Linked DNA regions of Homo sapiens: region 1 is linked to region 2. Evidence: read pairs that join two places in POLR2A ChIA-PET (ENCODE). Cell type or tissue: Panc1. All regions are shown on one strand. Links, peaks and the distances in the headings refer to the core of each region. The heading gives the core; the rest is flanking DNA. Region 1 has its middle 15 kb from the start of LINC01625. Region 2 has its middle 20 kb from the start of CITED2.

Region 1 (9,310 bases), core at 1,977-5,976, 94 kb after region 2:
ACAACCTGTTTTGAAATAGGTATACATTATGGAATGGCTAAATTAAATTAATTAACGTATGTATTATCTCATATGCTTATTTTTGTTGTGATGAGGACACTTAACATTCACTGTCAGCAATTTTTGAGAATACAATACATTGTTATTAACTACAGATAACCATGTTGTTTAATAGATCTTTTGAATTTCTTCCTCCTATCTAGCTGAAATTTTGCATTCTTTGGCCAACAAATGTACAACCTTTTTGGTAGCTGGATACATATATCACACCCCTTGCAATATTAGCCCCAGAGTCCCCACGCTTTTTGGTTGCTGGGTGTCTAGAGCTCAGGTTGAGGAAATTAAGACTTCAGGAATATTTCTAACAGGAGAAGAAGACTGAAAGGATAATTGAGAGGATTGAAGGATTTGTTGATTTCTAGTGCTGGTGGAATTTACGTATGCCCTTCAATTTTGTATTGTTTAAAAATTTTCATCTTCCTTTTCAAGACTACGTGGATTAATTTTAAATACTCTTTAAATAACCAGCAGTTGCTCTGGCATGTGTTCACTGATGACCATATTTAGTTAAGAAGACACTGTTCTTCTGTATTTGCTTTCAGCTCTGATAGACAGTAGGGAAATAAGCACTTTAAAGTACAACAAACCAAAGCATTATGTAATAGGCAGAAGCAAACACATAATCAGATAAATGTATAAATATTTACAGAGTTTAGCTGCATTGGGCATTAAAACAAATAAACAAAAATCCACACTGTCACCCTTCTTTCAAAATTTTAGTCAGGCAGCCTTCAGGTAAAGCAAAGAAACTTTCTAGGCATTGAAACTGATGTGAGAGCTAATACTTACCTTGGGCTAAAATATGCCAGCTAAGTGATTTATAGGTAATAATTCATATAGTGCTTATGCTAACTGTAATGGATGCTGTGGTGTGTCACACAGGTGTCCCCCTATAGGCCCAAGGCATTGCTCCCATTTCCAGAAGTGTTGTCTGCTGACAGCTCATAGCTAAATCCTTCCCTAGAAATTGCTCTTGGCAGGGAGGAGCTGCCTGTCCAAGGCTACAGACTTTTTCAGGCCTGTATCCAATCACTGGTCAATATCTCTTCAGGGCCACGCCAGCTTCGGAGCTGGAATTAGTGGGATCAGCTGAGGCCTCTGTTGCCGCTGCCTCACCGTTCAACTTCTCTCTTTCCTCAATCTTGCTTCTCTCATTGCCTTACTGGTGTTTGTCCTGAGAGCATGCCCTCCACAAATGTAACATTTCTCAGAGTGCTATTATCAGGATTTATGAGAAAGTTGAGGTGCAGAGAGGTCAAGGAACTTGTTGCAGCTCACTGAACTGGTAAGTTGCAGAGCTAGCACCTGAACCCAGACTGCATGACCTTAACTACCATCTTTTGGAGCACAAGGTTTGTGGTGATATAGTAGATCAGGTGTGCCACATCATGAGGCTATTTAAACTGGAGGTTGGAAGAGTTTTGATAGATCCATTAGGTAATTGGGGGCCTTTGTAATCAGGGGAAAGCATGGGTTTGGAAGTCGAACTGATGAGAATTCTAATTTGAGCTCTAGTCATTCCTGGAAAAGTTGCTTATTTATTTTGTTTCAGTTTTCTCTATTACAAAATGGTAATAACGACACCAAACTTATAGGGTGATAGTGAAGATTAAATATAATGTATGAAAAGCAACTTGTATAGCACCTAGGATGATTGCAGCAGGTAACCAGCTAATGCATGGTCACTGCTGTTGTTTTAGGGTAGGTTCTTTTTTTTTTTTTTTGAGATGGAGTCTCGCTCTGTCACCCAGGCTGGAGTGCAGTGGCATGATCTCAGCTCACTGCAAGCTCCACCTTCTGGGTTCACGCCATTCTCCTGCCTCAGCCTCCTCAGTAGCTGGGACTACAGGCACCCCCCACCATGCCCGGCTAATTTTTTTGTATTTTTAGTAGAGACAGGGTTTCACCGAGTTAGCCAGGATGGTCTTAATCTCCTGACCTTGTGATCAGCCCGCCTCGGCCTTCCAAAGTGCTGGGATTACAGGCGTGAGCCACCACGCCCGGCCATTTTAGGGTAGGTTCTTAAGCTAGGGTGGAAATTTATGGAGAAGATGGAATAGAAGTCAAAATACTGAAAAAGGTATTTTAGAAAGGTAGAGATGGCTGCATGGTGTGTGATGGTGTATGATGGGATGGAAGAGCTGGATGCAGGTATGTTAAGTACCAATAATTAGAATTTTCTAGTAATATAAAGATATGTGGTAAAGAGGGTCAAACCTTGGGCAGTGGCTGTGGAAACACAGAGGAAAAAAGTAAACCTGGGTGATATCTTAAAGAATTGGCGAGATTCTGTGCATACAGGGCAAACAAAGAGGCAGTGAAAAGCAGCCAGGCAATTTGAAGAACAAAAGGCTGAGGAAAGTAATACCATTGAGGGAAAATATAGGGAAACCAAGGAAGGTGCAATAGTTGGGGTCGTGGTGAAAAATTCTGATGTTGAGGTGAGAGTGAGTAATAGATGTGAAAAGGATTGAGAAGAATCTGAACGAGAAAGGAGTTTTTCTAGAAAGCCAATGGTTTTATTAATTGTGATCTTTAAAAGGCAAGATTTCTGGTTGTAGCTTTTCTGGCTAAAATTTTGAGGGACAGAGAGGCAACAGATGTGGCTGCCTGGAACAGGTGCCATCCTTCTATAAAAGGGAGACGAAGACATTGGAATGGGGAAGGGCATCAGAATTGGGTTTGCAAAGAAAAGGGTCAAGATAGATTCATTCATGGAGATCACGTGAGGGGCGGATGCTGTCTTTTTACAAACTAAATCCCTTTCTACGTGGGTCCTATGGGAGGTATTCTTCCGTGAAATCTACCAATTCCAAAACTGACTCAGTGATTTTGCTACGTTTTCACTTTTGGGGGTTGTTTTAGAATGAAGTTTCAAGGTCATTGTGTCTCTTCTGTTCTTTCGCTTAAGAGCAACATGGTAGAATGCCTAGGCAACACCAAGGGGTTCAGAAGAATTATTTCTGTTTTTCCGCAAGGCTTAATAAGAAAGCAGCGTATTCTCCCTGAGGAAAATGACAGTTCATGAGGGCCAAATATATTTCTGTAAATTGTGAAGGATAATAATATTGTTCCAATTAAGCTCTTCATGCTCACAGTATAGAGGCCAACCTGACCTTATACAAATAGGACAGTAGGAAAAGAAAGAGGTGCTATTGCCAAAATACTCTCACCTGGAAGATAAATGTCTCAACTAAGCAGTTGCCAAAAAACTCTAGAGAAACTAGGAGCATCATTTTATTGTTTCAAACAGATGACTAGATGAATTTTTAAATTGAGAAACTATCGGGAGCTGGAATCAGGGAATTTGAAAGTATCAGCCATGCTTAGCCAAGTGGCCTTTCTCAGGGTCTAGGATTTCTTATGTTCCAATAACAAAGCCGAAATCCTTTAGGCAAACAGTCCTAGAAAAAAAATTTATTATTGGTTCACTAGGTGAATTTAACTTTGAGCTCCTAAAGTATATTTGTTTTACTGAGTATTGGTGATGTTTTCTAGGAGGCTTCCCTATAATTCATTTGCCCTAAAAATGATCAAGGCCAAATTTTATTGAAGGTCCACCTTTTCTTTTCTTGCAGACTTCGTAAGATGAAGAACAAAAACCTGAGAAGTAGGCTTTTCTTAGTTTGTCTGTGAGCAATAATGTTGTCTATTAATGCGCTTTTAAATATACAGTGAAAAAAATTATCTCTACAGTCAGTAAAATATACTAGAGGTGGGAAGAAAGAAGAACTCACAACTGTACTTAAAATTCAATTAGATGGGCTGCAGGCTTAGCATGAGATTAGCTTGCATACTGATTTTTTTTTCTCCCCTTAAATGCTTAAATTTTATCCTTAACCATTAATATAAATGTTCATGCTAAAGGATCAATACATGCCGTGGAAGCCTTCTTTTTTTTAAGTGAATTTTTGCCTTATTTAAGGAAACAAAATGCATTTGGGAAAGAAAGAAAGAAAGTACAATTTCATGCTCATTGAGCAGACATATACTCATGCTACCTGTGGCCCTTTTGGGAAAAGCCTCCCTTTTGAAGATTCCTAATTCTTATTCTGTGATATGGTATGCTTGACTCTAAAGGGCAAAATGTAGCTATATGGCTTTTTCTCATTGATGATTGAAATGTATGCCAGTCAAGTCTATGGTGGTAAAAACCTTGATCCATCATTTTATAAGGCCGCTTTCTCAAGTGACACCCTCACACTACAGCAGTTTTCAATGGAGACTTACTCCTCCAACTTCTTTCCTTCCAGGGGAAAAACTTCAAGATGGTTCATTTGATTGTCTAGAATTTCTTAAACTTGGTTACTGATGATAAACTGATCATCAGTTCAAATGTTTAGTCCCCAGAATTCTTTTAAAAAATGACATCTGGCCAGGCACAGTGGCTCATGCCTGTAATCCCAGTACTTTACTGAGGTGGGAGGATTGCTTGATGCTAGGAGATCAAGACCAGCCTGGGCAACATCATAAGACTTATCTCTACAAAAAAGTAAAAAAATTAGCCAGACATGGTGGCAGGCACCTGTAGTCCCAGCTATTTGGGAGGCTGAGGTGAGAGGATTGCTTGAGCCCAGGAGTTTGAGGCTGCCGTGTGCTATGATTGCACCACGGCACTTCAGCATGGGTGGCAGAGTGAGACACTGTCTCTATTTAAAAACAAAAAACAAAAACATCTTATAGGGAGCTCCACAGAAAAAGGAGCTTATGAGGCTGAGGCTGGTGAGAGGATGAAGGGGTGAGGAGGTAGGGAGAATAGAGTTAAACTTTTGCGATTTTAAGGCCCAATTAGTGCTATTCTATTCTATACTGCTGCTATCTGGGAAAGAGGAAAAATATCACCCAAATTCTTCTTGCCTCATGGGTTTCTGTTTATGAAACGTGAAGAATGATTGCATCTCTGAGAACAGCCTTTACCTCTCAGGTGTTATGCTAGAAATGGGTGCTAACTCTTGTTACTTCATCTACCTGTGCATGCCCCAAGTCTCTTATGCCTGGAATGAATTAGCAGTAATCCCTGACTTTTACTCAGTACTCTACACTGTATGAAAGATACCCTGCTCTTACAGAAAGTAACGAAGCCATCATGGACATGGTGTTCTTTCTTTGGAGACAATAAAAAGCACATTTCTTATGTTAAAAGAAAAACTTTAGACTAGTTAAATTTAACAGAATTTAATTGAGCAAAGAACAGTTCAAGAATCAGGCAGCCTCCTGAACCGGAATAGACTGTGGCACTGCCGGGTGGTGAAGAAAAATTTATGAACAGAAAAGGAAAGTGACAGACAGAAAACGGAAGTGAGGTACAGAAACAGCTGAATTGGTTACAGCTTGGTATTTGCCTTATTTGAACACAGTTTGAACAGTTGGCTGCCTGTGATTGGCTGAAACTCAGTGATTGGTGCAAGAGTAGGTTAGTCTGTTTACACATCCAGTTAGATAACAGTTCACTATGTATGGAGAAACCTTTATGGCAAACTTAAAATGTGTAAGGAAGCAGCTTTAGGCCAAACTTAATTTAACACTTAAAGGGCCAATCGTTTTGAAAGAGTTGACTAGGATTCTACTTATAAATATTCCAGTTATTTAAGTGTAGAATGCTGAAAAGAGTCCAATCTTAAAAAAAAAAAAAAAAAAAAACAAAAAACCTCCTTTGCTGTGAACCTGTTTCTTTTTACTACATTGTGAATTGGACACTTTTGTTTCTTTTAAGCTTTTGTATTTTATTTTGCTTTTCCAACTTGGTTCTTTGATGACAATCATGTCACACCTGAAGACTCTCTTTTTTTCCTTCATGCTCTCTTTCATTTGCTTTCATGCTAGCTTAAGGGCAGCTTCATTCCTGCATATATTTGTTATTTATTTATATAATTATTGATTTAGCAATTTGGTTAAAAAATGTTATTTTCACATACTACTTTTCCTTTCAATCACTTATCTGGTCTACTTTTTATTTCTTTATAGGCCTGCACTTTCTTGTTGATGTTTCTTTTAAAATGAAACTGTCCAAGGATATGAGCTTTTTCCTAAATCTTGCTGAAGTTTATGAATATATTTATTTATTTTTGTGGAGGGGGGGAGAGAGCAAGGTTGTGTTTTTATTTTTTAAGGAAAAATTTATTGTTTTAGTTTGTTAAAAATGTTAGTGTGAAAAATTAGCAAAGTAGTAATTACTTGTTGAAAAAATTATCAAAAATATAAAAGTGTAAAAAATGGCAAAGAATGAAACTGTTCTAATAGGTCCTTAATCCCACTCTCCAGAGGTAACTGCTATTAATAGTTTATATACGTCCAGATATTTTGCTATGTAGAAAATAGATAGATATGTCTACACAAATCTATCTATAACTGTGGCTGTATCTGTTATATCTATTATATATGTATATATTTTAGCAAATGTAACATCTATGTATAATCAATTCTCATTATTTACAGTAATTATGTTTTATAAAATTGCCATGAACACTGAATTAGTTAATACTAAAACATTGCTCCTAGGGGAAATACAGAGTTAGGTTCCTGTGAGCCTATGGTTACATTTTTTTCCCACTGTATTAGTCCGTTTTCATACTGCTATAAGGAACTACCTGAGATTGGCCGGGCATGGTGGCTCACACCTATAAGCCCAGCACTTTGGGAGGCCAAGGCGGGCGGATCTGGAGGTCAGGAGATCCAGACCATCCTGGCTAACAACGGTGAAACCCGGTCTCTACTAAAAATACAAAAAATTAGCTGGGCGTGGCAGCATGTGCCTGTAGTCCCAGTTGCTGGGGAGGCTGAGGCAGGAGAATGGCGTGAACCCAGGAGGTGGAGCTCACAGTTAGCCAAGATAGTGCCACTGCACTCCAGCCTGGGCGACAGAGCAAGATTCCATCTAAAAAAAAAAAAAAAAAAAAGGCCGGGCGTGGTGGCTCACGCCTGTAATCCCAGCACTTCAGGAGGCCAAGGTGGGTGGATCACGAGGTCAGGAGATCGAGACCATCCTGGCTAACACGGTGAAACCCCGTCTCCACTAAAAATACAAAACATTAGCCGGGGCGTGGTGGCGGGTGCCTGTAGTCCCAGCTACTTGGGAGGCTGAGGCAGGAGAATGGCGTGAACCCAGGAGGCGGAGCTTGCTGTGAGCCGAGATTGCGCCACTGCACTCCAGCCTAGGCGACAGAGGGAGACTCCATCTCAAAAAAGAACTACCCGAGACTGGATAATTTATAAAGAAAAGAGGTTTAATTGACACACAGTTCAGCATGGCTGGGGAGGCCTCAGGAAACTTACAATAATGGTGGAAGGTGAAGGGGAAGCAAGGAATCTTCTTCATAAGGCGGCAGAAAAGAGAAGTGAACACAGGAGGAACTACCGAGCGCTTATAAAACCATCAGATAGGCTGGGTGCAGTGGCTTACGCCTGTAATCCCAACACTTTGGGAGGCTGAGGCAAGTGGATCACCTGAGGTCAGGAGTTCGAAACCAGCCTGGCCAACACAGTGAAACCCTGTCTCTACTAAAAATACAAAAATCAGCCAGGTAGGCTGGGCACAGTAGCTCACACCTGTAATCCCAACAGTTTGGGAGGCCAAGGCGGGTGGATCACCTGAGGTCGGGAGTTTAAGACCAGCCTGACCAACGTGGAGAAAACCCATCTCTACTAAAAATACAAAATTAGCCAGGCACAGTGGTGCATGCCTGTAATCCCATCTTCTTGGGAGGCTGAAGCAGGAGAATCCCTTGAACCCGGGAGGTGGGGGTTGCAGTGAGCCAAGATCGCACCATAGCACTCCAGCCTGGGCAACAAGAGCAAAACTCCGTCTCAAAAAACAAAAAAATCAGCCAGGTGTGGTGGCATGCACCTGTAATCCCAGCTACTTGGGAGGCTGAGGCAGGAGAATTGCTTGAACCCGGGAGGCGGAGGTTGCAGTGAGCTAAGATTGTGCCACTGCCCTCCAGCCTGGGCAACAGAGTGAGACTCCATCTCAAAAACAAAAACAAAAAACCATCAGACCTCATGAGAACTCACTCACTATCACGGGAACAGCATGGGGGATTATGGGGACTACAATTCAAGATGAGATTTTGGGTGAGGACACAACCAAACCATATCACCAACTTGTCAATACATAATCTTGTTCTATGTGTATTTCTGTTTAAAGACAGCTTATTCAGTGTATATCATTAATTCATCAACACTGAACATTAATTCATTAACATTGAACTCATAGCCAACAGTACTATAACTCATGTCTGAAAAAAGCTTATCAAACACACGTATTTTCTCCAATGGCACAAATGGTCCTTTTCCCTGTAAGGCACATCACAGACTTTGTGCCCTTAAAAACACTAGAGTGGCCAGGCGCTGTGGCTCACGCCTGTAATCCCAGCACTTTAGGAGGCAGAGGCAGGCGGATCACGAGGTCAAGAGATGGAGACCATCCTGGCCAACATGGTGAAACCCTGTCTCTACTAAAAATACAAAAATTAGTTGGGCGTGGTGGTGTGCACCTGTAGTCCCAGTTACTTGGGAGGCTGAGGCAGGACAATCACATGAACCCGGGAGGCAGAGGTTGCAGTGAGCTGAGATTGCACCACTGCACTTCAGTCTGGGAGACAGTGCGAGACTCCATCTCAAAAAAAAAAAACAAAAATCACTAGATAGCACTTCAGCAGTATGTTTGGGGACATTATAAACAGCAAAAGAAAATACAAAAACATGGCACTAAATAGATTGCAAAAAGGACACTTGTTTACAGTATGAGAGCTGAAACAAGAAGGCAGAGTGTCATTTTCTTCTTCAGCCTCAGCTAGGAATGCACATTGTTGTATATAACAGAGAAAGTGTCATGAGTGTTGCTTTTGGGATTACAAATTGGCTTAGTGAGTAGGTGAATTAACAAACAGAATCAATGAATAATGAGGATCAACTCTTTATCTTTCTATAATGTGTTTTCTTTTCCTTCCTCAACAATAATGTAGGCACATCTTTCCATATCATTGCCTATGGTCTTTAATTTATTCATCCCATGTTTGTTGAGCACCTACCAGGAACTGTGCTTATTGCTGGGACACTGCACTGAGAAAAACAGAACAGAATCGTGCTCATGGAGCATACATTCATTATGAATAGAAAGTTTATTGTTATAATAGATAGGGGTAAGCACCCCGAAGAAAAATGAAACAGTATTAAGTGTAGAGAATGACAAAGAGAGCGATTAGCTAGAATGGTTATGGAAGGCTTTTCTGATGAGTTGACATTTGCACAA
Region 2 (9,310 bases), core at 3,384-7,383:
CCTCAGCCTCCCGGGTAGCTGGGATTACAGGTGGACGTCACCATGCCAGGCTAATTTTTTTTGTATTTTTAAGTAGAGACGGGGTTTCAACATGTTGGCCAGGCTGGTCTTGAACTCCTGACCTCAGGTGATCCGCCCGCCTCAGCCTCCCAAAGTGCTGGGATTACAGACGTGAACCATCGTGCCCAGCCTGGATTCCTTCCTTACCATCAATAATGTACAACTGAATCTTAATGGTAGTCATTCAACCTATCTGATGTAGCTATCCTCCTTCAAGTCAAAAGGCCTAGGCAGCCACAGCTAGAAAGTTTTCTGTAAACATCAAGTTACAACCACCATCAAAACTCTTACAGGAGTTTATCTAGTAATTGGTGCACAAAGTGTGACTATAAAGTTGTAGAAAAGATTTCACAAGCGCATGCAAAAATGTGCCTGATTCCAGCCATACCTTGAATGCAGAGATGGAGTTTTTGTAGTAGATTTATAAGAATGATGGAATTGTAGTCAGTTGCAGATGGCAAGGCCCATACAAACCATCTTATTCAATCCACTTTATTTAGAGATGATAGAAATTCAGGCTAAAGGAGGTAAAGTGACTTGCCCCAGGACACAGAGACAATAAAGAGCAAAACTTGAAAGAGTTGCAGAAGATTATATCAACTGTCATGTGAAGTTCAGGCCCTGTTGTTTATGTCCTGCTGACAATCCTGAAGGGATCAACTGTGCACCAGCTGCCACCACAAAAAACCTATGTGTAGCCAAAGACTTCGCTCAAAGTACAGACCAAAGACAGCAGTCATGAGAGATGGGCTGGTGGTTAGAAAAATGATCAGAGTTGTTCTTAGCTCTCTGGAATCTCTGGAAAGCCAACTTCATATCAGAACTCGAACTGGGCCATATGTGCAGGTCAAGCTGGTGGCTAGCAGGGTGCTCTGAGGACACATGAAAGGTCAGCGCCCCTTGCTCAGCCAAATGCACAGACCCTGTTCATTGCAAAAATCTTGATGTTTTGCTTTCAGATTATTTCATGAAAACTGTTTATCATAGGCAGAAGCATTGGTTTGAAGAATACTGGGAGCAAAAGTGATGCTATCGAAGGTGTGAATCCAGGTCCACGACTAGGAGTTTGAAACATCTGGAAGCACCATTACAATTCTGACTTAGGTAAAGACTGCTCAGTGAGCAAATAGAGTCTGAAAAAGCAAAGTGCCTAATATGGATCATACTGGGCCGGGCGCGGTGGCTCACTCCTGTAATCCCAGCACTTTGGGAGGCCGAGGCAGGTGGATCATGAGGTCAGGAGATCGAGACCATCCTGGCTAACATGGTGAAATCCCGTCTCTACTAAAAACACACACAAAAAAATTAGCTGGGCGTCGTGGCGGGCGTCTGTAGTCCTAGCTACTCGGGAGGCTGAGGCAGGAGAATGGCCTGAACCCGGGAGGCGGAGCTTGCAGTGAGCCGAGATCGTGCTACTGCACTCCAAGCTGGGTGACTGAGCAAGACTCTGTCTCAAAAAAAAAAATATATATATATACACATATAAATATATATATATACATATAAATATATATATACATATAAATATATATATACATATAAATATATATATACATATAAATATATATACATATAAATATATATATACATATAAATATATATACATATAAATATATATATACATATAAATATATATATATACATATAAATATATATATATATTTATATGGATCATACTGACCAATTAACCAGGCATTTCTCTTAACCCAACTGTGTCCCTTTATCAGTGCCAGAGAGACTGATCACCCTTCTTTCCAGTATCCTCTGTTTATTACAAGGCTCTTTTAATTTCTGGAATGTACAAGTGAGGTCAGCATCACTGGAATTTTGAGGTGTGAATAGACCTATAGTCCACCCTCTGAAAGGGAGCGAAACTAGAATGGGCCATGCCCCTGAGATTAGCTATCTAGAGAAATAGCTCAAGAGTCTGTCAATACAGGTATGGCTGGGACAACAGGAGGCACCTATTTCTAATCAATGGCTGGGCTGTGAGCTTGGGGAGGCACTCTGGTTGACAACAGAGGAATGAAACTGCTTTCAAAAAGGTGCAAAGCAGCAATCAATGATCAGAATGTTAGCTACGAAAGCTGAAGTCCAGTGAGATATCTGAAGAAAGAGGCGTTAACCAAAGGCAGATGGTCAGCATGGAACCCATGTTAAGTGGAATTGAAAGAGCAAGACTTTGCTTGAGCCCAGGAGTTCAAGGCTGCAGTGAGGTATGATAGTGACACTGCACTCCAGTCTGGGCAACAGAGTGAGACCCTGTCTCTAAAAACAAATAAACAAACAAACCATGCGCGCGCACACACACACACACACACACACACACACACACACAACCCATAAAAGAACAAGACTTTGGGCCGGGCGTGGTGGCTCACGCCTGTAATCCCAACACTTTGGGAGGCCGAGGCAGGTGGATCACTAGGTCAGAAGATCGAGACCATCCTGGCTCACACGGTGACACCCCGTCTCTACTAAAAATACAAAAAATTAGTAGGGCATGGTGGCAGGCTCCTGTAGTTTCAGCTACTCGGGAGGCTGAGGCAGGAGAATGGCATGAATCCGGGAGGCGGAGCTTGCAGTGAGCCGAGATCGCGCCACTGCACTCCAGCCTGGGTGACAGAGCGAGACTCTGTCTCAAAAACAAAACAAAACAAAACAGAAAAATTAGCCAGGTGTGGTAGTGTGTGCATGTAGTCCCAGCTAGTAGGGAGGCTGAGGCAGGAAAATCGCCTGAGCCCAGGAGGTAGAGGCTGCAGTGAGCCATGATTGCACCACTGTACTCCATGCACTCCAGCCTAGGCAACAGAGTGAGATCCTGTCTCAAAAAAAAGAAAGGAAAGGAAAGTTAATTATTAATTAATTCAATTGGTTAAGAATCCTTCCCTTCCCTCCCTAAAACATAAAATGTAAGCTGTAAAAAAAGAGGTCTTTAGTGATGGCTTTTGGCTGGCATCAATTACACTGCATTCTTTACTTAACACAGCACTGTGTCTAATGACTCAGAAACAGAAAAACAGTATACCATTGGGGGAAGTAAAAGAAGGAAGAAAGGAGAGACCATACTTGCTGAATGACTGTAGGAGCCTTAGAGTATGCCATTGGCTTTCATATACATTGTCTTATTGAATCTCAACGTCAACTCTGCTCAAATGGTGTTACTATCTGAGGCCCAGAGAGGGTAAGTGATTTGACTGAAGTCACTCAGTTCCCAGGTGGCACAGCTGGGGTTTCAGGTGAAATCGACCTGACTTCAACACTGTAAGGCTTTCTATTCTTGTTTATTGCTTTTAAAAGACAGTAGAGTAGAGTAGGACTTTGGACAGAAGTTAAGCTTTTCCAAGCAAGGGTTGTGTTTTGTTTCTCCAAATCTAGAGAAACTGCTCCCAAATTCTTTAACCTTTCATCCCTCTTTTCTCCACTTTAAGGACAGGACATAATAATCAGCACTATCCTAGATGGAAAGGTGAAAAATACTCTTCTTTCCATTCTCTCTTTCCAACTTTGAATGAAATAACAGCTTTTCAAAACATATAATTAAGGAATCTTAACACAAAAATAAAACAAGACAAACTACAAAAGAAGAGGAGCAATGGATAATGGTTTCAGTGAATCCTGGGGGATGCAAATTTTCTTAGCGCTTCCTGGTAGCCAAGGCAAAGGGAGAAATATGTTGTATTATGTAGCTTTCAGTGTCCAATAAGGAAAGGACTACTAGTTTATTAGGAAAGATAAATGATTTTTTTTACTCGTAGCTGAGAGAAATTCGTCATGTGAGTTATCCTAGAAGGGCATTGAATGACATAAGTGAAAAAGTACTGGAGAACAGTTTTAATGTTACAAAAAAAAATTTTTTTTTTGGCTTGCTACAATGTCCCTTTGATGAACAACTCTAGTAGAGGGATAGATTTTTATGTTCTAGTTGCTTATTCACTGTGAAACAATAACTTTCCATATGTTGACCAAGGAAAATCTTCCCCTGAAGGTCTTCAATTGCTTCCTCCCATATTTCACCCAGGCTATTTCTGCCATAAGTTTTTTTTTTAAGTGTAGGTCTCTTTATTCTTGTCCTGCCACATTTTAGATAGAAAATTACTGTGAAGATGTTCTGTGCTGGTTTCTTGTGCTTTGTTTAAAATACACACACACACATACACCACACCATACACACACACACCCCACACCATACACACACACACACCCCACACCATACACACACACACACCCCACATACCAAACACACACACACACACACACCCCACATACCAAACACACACACACACACACACACACACAGAGCACGTATAGTTTTTTTCCATGGAGAGGAGGGAGAGGAGGTTTTCATAATGTTTCACACTTTAAAAAAATCTCCTCCAATACCTACTTACAAAACAGCCATAGTGCAAGTCATCTTAGTGTTAGCCATTAAACCTTATCTCTTACATCTGACCTATGATCCATGTATGTATTTGTTTTCTCCCCTTTTTATACTTCCAGATTGAACCATTCACAAGTGTTCCTCTCTCTGTGTGTTTCTTTTTTTCTTTCTTTCTTTCTTTTCTTTTCTTTTCTTTTTTTTTTTTTTTTGAGACAGAGTCTTACTGTGTCACCCAGGCTGGAGAGCAGTGGTATAATCTCAGCTCACTGCAACCTCTGCCTCCCGGGTTCAAGTGATTCTCCTGCCTTAGCCTCCCGAGTAGATAGGATTAGAGGTGTGCACCTCCATGCCCAGCTAACTTTTTGTATTTTCAATAGAGATGGGGTTTTGCCATGTTGGCCAGGCTGGCCTCAAACTCCTAGCCTCAAGTGGTCAGCCTGCCTCAGCCTCCCAGAGTGCTGGGATTACAGGCCTGAGCCACCGCGCCAGGCCCTCTCTCTCTTTTGTCTCTGGTTACAATGTCAGAAATCAGAACTTTCTGTACTGTACTTACTTTTGGACTTAAATAATCCATTTCTTCCTCACTACATTTGTTAGAATTATAAAGTATTTATAGTTATTTTTTTCAAATTTCTTCTATTAATAACAAATAACAACTCTTCAGTTGCATTTCTACACATACTTCCTTTAAGGACAGCTTCTGCATCCATAGGTTTGTGTATCTCTAGCATTATACAGGTGCATAACTTTTTTTTCTGGCTTGTAGAGTAAACTTTACCAAAGTTTCTCAAACCAAAGAGGAGATTATATTGTAATAGTACAAATTAGTTTACAGCTGATTGTAACAAATTTTTTATGATTGTGATGAAAGTGGTTGATATAAATACAAATTATAGAGGAGTGAAATTTTGTTCCTTTGCAGGAAAATAACTTTCACGGAAAATACAAGAAAATATTTTTTTAAAGGGGACAAAAATTGCCCAGCTTCCCTGAGTTTGACAGTTTAGCATTTTTTCTTTCAGAATTTTTCAGAAGGACTTTCCAAGGACTCCAGAGGGAGTTGGGGGCTGGAGGAGAAATACATATATCTCTCTCCAGCAGCATTGCTTGCAAGGTCATGTACCTTGAACTTGCATTTGACTGAAATTGCTCTGTGGGTTGCTTCTAACTCCCTGGGCTATAGGCAGCTGCCATTATAAATGCCAATAAGATAAGTCCACCACCAAGTTATCACAACTGGGTGGTCTTTAGTATGGGAAAGAGCCTCAGCTGTTAACAAGCTGTGAAGAAACCATTTGGGCAAAACATACCACCTTAAAATATGGCACTTTGCTGTCGGCTCTAAGGGACCTCTCCTTCCCTCTCTAAATATTTTCTTGTTTCCCCATCCCCTGGCTAAGAACCTTTATTTAAAGCTATTGAGCTTTCCCTTTCTAATTATCTATGCAGTATAATTATTTTTTTCATAGTACGCTTTTTAAGAGGAAGGGAAGCATGGTGGAGTTGTAATCCTGGAAGAGCAGAATTCCATTCGCATCGCCTCTTAAGAGTCCCTAGCTTTGGCGGGGTCCCTTTTTCTGGCCCACAGCTCTCAAGTGCCCCAGCTCCCTTGGCAGCCTTGTGTTAGCCTGAAGTTGGAGAATTCTGGCAAAAGGCGGTTTGCAATATGTACTGTAATGAAAGCCCAGCTGTTGGGGTCTGGAGGCTGAGCTGTGAAGACACCGCTCTGCTGGTGTTCTTGCCTGGCTTGAAGAATTGTCCTTCACGGATCCCCAAGGCAGCACTGGGAGAAGGAAACTATTTTTCAAGATGCATGCGCATATCAAATACGACTTCCTGGAGGCTCCTTCTAAGCCACTTCTGCATTTCAAAGAGGGTTTATTTATCCCATTAGTTAAGTCATCACGTTTAAGGCAAAAGAGGCTTTTTACAGGTGCCTTTAGAAAGGACTTTCTATACATTCCCCTGTGTTGAGCTGACAATGAAGTTCCCACATTGGTTGCTATGCTAATTTAAAATATGTTTTGTTGCTCTTAGGAGATAAACAAACACTTCAGGAAGAGAAATTTTCACAGAGTATTGTAGACCTGGTGTGAGTGCATACAGCAGTTTTTCTCCCCTCAGCAGCTTCGTCTTTGGCAATCACAGTTATAACTATCACTTAGTGACACTAAGCTTTAATTTTTATTTATTTATTTATTTATTTGTTTGTTTGTTTGTTTATTTATTTATTTTTGAGGTGGAGTCTCGCTCTGTCGCCCAGGCTGGAGTGCAGTGGCGTGATCTCGGCGCAGTGCAACCTCCGCCTTCCAGGTCCAAGCGATTCTCTCACCTCAGCCTCCCAAGTAGCTGGGATTACAGGCGCAGGCCCCATGCCCAGGTAATTTTTGTATTTTTAGTAGAGATAGGGTTTCGCCACGTTGGCCAGGCCGGTCTGAAACTCCTGACCTCAGGTGATCCGCCCGCCTCGGCCTCCCAAAGTGCTGGGATTACAGGCGTGAGCCACCGCACCCGGCCGACAGTAAGCTTTAAAAAAATATTTTTTGGCCGGGCACGGTGGCTCACGCCTGTAATCCCAGCACTTTGGGAGGCCGAGGCGGGCGGATCACGAGGTCAGGAGATCGAGACCATCCTGGCTAACACGGTGAAACCCCGTCTCTACTAAAAATAGTAAAAAATTAGTTGGGCGTGGTGGCGGGAGCCTGTAGTCCCAGCTACTCGGGAGGCTGAGGCAGGAGAATGGCCTGAACCCGGGAGGCGGAGCTTGCAGTGAGCCGAGATCGTGCCACTGCACTCCAGCCTGGGCGACAGAGCGAGACTCCGTCTAAAAAAAAAAAAAAAAAAAAAATATATATATATATATATACACATATATACTTTTTTTTAAATTTTAGAGACAGGGTCTCGCTCTGTTGCTCAGTCTGAAGTGCAGGGGCATGACAATAGCTCACTGAAGCCTCGAAATCCTGGGATCAACTGATCCTCCCAGTTTAGCCTCTTGAGTATCTAGGACTACAGGTATGCATGCCACCATGCCTGGCTAAGTTCTTTTTTTTTTTTTTTTGAGACGGAATCTCGCTCTTGTCACCCAGGCTGGAGTGCAGTGGCATGATCTCGGCTCACTGCAACCTCTGTCTCCTGGGTTCAAACGATTCTCCTCCTCAGCCTCCTGAGTAGCTGGGATTACAGGTGCCTGCCACAACGCCCGGCTAATTTTTGTATTTTTAGTAGAGACGGAGTTTCACCATGTTGGCTAGGGCAGGCTCAAAAGTTGTTTTTTTTTTTTTCCTTTCTTCTAATTTTTTGTAGCGACTGGATCTCAGTGTTTCCCAGGTTGGTCTGGAAGTCCTGGCTTCAAGAGATCCTCCTGTCTCAGCCTCCCAGAGTGCTGGGATTACACGCGTGAGTCATCACGCCTGGCCCAATATTAAGCTTATTTTGTGCCATTGTGATAGTTTCCTAGTTAGCTCTATACCTCCAGTTCCCATTTATCCAATTCTTCCTACACACTAGAGCCAAAGTGTTCTTTCTAACTTAAAAATGCTATCATGTTGCTCCTTATTCCTGAGCTTAAAATTCTTCAAGGATCCACAGAAGGTGATGCCACCTTTTTAGCGTGGCAGAAAAATCCTTCATGCCCTGGTCCCTGACAATCTCTCCAACTTTACTCTCCCACAAGGAGCATGCTTCCTAAAGAGCAATAGAGAGCCAACATGTATAAGTACTAATTACTAAGTACCAAGAACAGGGCTAAATGCTTTAAAAAGTGCAATTTGGCCGGGCGCAGTGGCTCACGCCTGTAATCTGAATACTCTGGGAGGCCGAGGTGGGTGGATCACCTGAGGTCAGGAGCTCGAGACCAGCCTGGCCAACATAGTGAAATCCCGTCTCTACTGAAAATACAAAAATTAGCTGGGTGTGGTGGCAGGCACCTGTAATCACAGCCACTCGGGAGACTGAGGCAGGAGAATCGCTTGAACCCAGGAGGCGGAGGTTGCAGTGAGCCGATATCATGCTACTGCACTTCAGCCTGGGTGACAGAGTGAGACTCCATCTCAAAAATAAATAAATAAATAAATAAAAATAAAAAATAAATAAAAAGTGCAATTTGATTCTCTTCATGACTTCAAGAAGTAGATAGTATTATTATCTCAATTTTGCAGATGTGGAAACAGAGGCTTAGAGAGCTTAGGTAACTTGTGGGAAGTCTCCAGTTTCTAAGTGGTGAAGCCTAGAGACCCTTCCTGATGATCTGACGTCAAAGTCTGTGTGTTCAACCACTACACTATGCTATTTCTTCTGCTGAATTGCTAGCTGTTTCTGAACACCCTGTTCATTCTCTCTTATGACTTATGTCTTTACACATGCTGTTCCCATTTCCTGGAAAGATCAATCACATTTGTTCAACTGCTGGCTCTTTCTCCACCCTAACATCTCCACTCAGTTGTTAATTTCTCCAGAAGCCTTTCCAGCTCTCCAAGGCAGTGTTAGGACACAATGCTCTGCAACCATACAGCCAAATGCTGTGTGCAATCAAGCTGTTATTTGCTTGCCTTGGGTTTGCTTACATCTTACATATCTAGTTCTGTGACTGGACTGTGGGCCGTTTGAGGGCAAGGAATTTTATTTTTATATCCCTAATGCTGATGTCAGTGTCTAATACATGATTAGTTGAGGCTCAATAAATTCTTGTTGAATGGTATGAATGTAAGAATGAATTGATAGGAGCTGGGGAAATATAATGTGCACATGATTTGCTTATTTTTAATAGAATCTTGTCTATTCTCTGGTGCAAAAATTTCCCATCTGTGGTTTTTACATCCCTCAGGGTCCTTGAAGATTGTAATAGCTCCTTGAGTTATTTTCAAT

The links. ChIA-PET counts read pairs that join two places held together with the same protein. Peaks named below come from ENCODE experiments on the same cell type or tissue, not always from the same donor. Only the 100,000 strongest peaks of a DNase experiment are listed, where the experiment ranks them.
Region 1: POLR2A ChIA-PET joins it to region 2 with 6 read pairs; 4 of 35 experiments call an interaction of 5 or more read pairs at or near these places.

What each region holds. Positions count from the first base shown.
Region 1 is chr6:139,485,271-139,494,580 of GRCh38, forward strand. No RefSeq gene overlaps it. Among named protein-coding and RNA genes, the nearest start is that of LINC01625, 15 kb to the left of the region's middle. In Panc1, for the core only: no CTCF peak of the experiment used is centred there; no DNase peak of the experiment used is centred there.
Region 2 is chr6:139,389,925-139,399,234 of GRCh38, forward strand. No RefSeq gene overlaps it. Among named protein-coding and RNA genes, the nearest start is that of CITED2, 20 kb to the left of the region's middle. In Panc1, for the core only: no CTCF peak of the experiment used is centred there; no DNase peak of the experiment used is centred there; H3K27ac peaks cover 547 bases.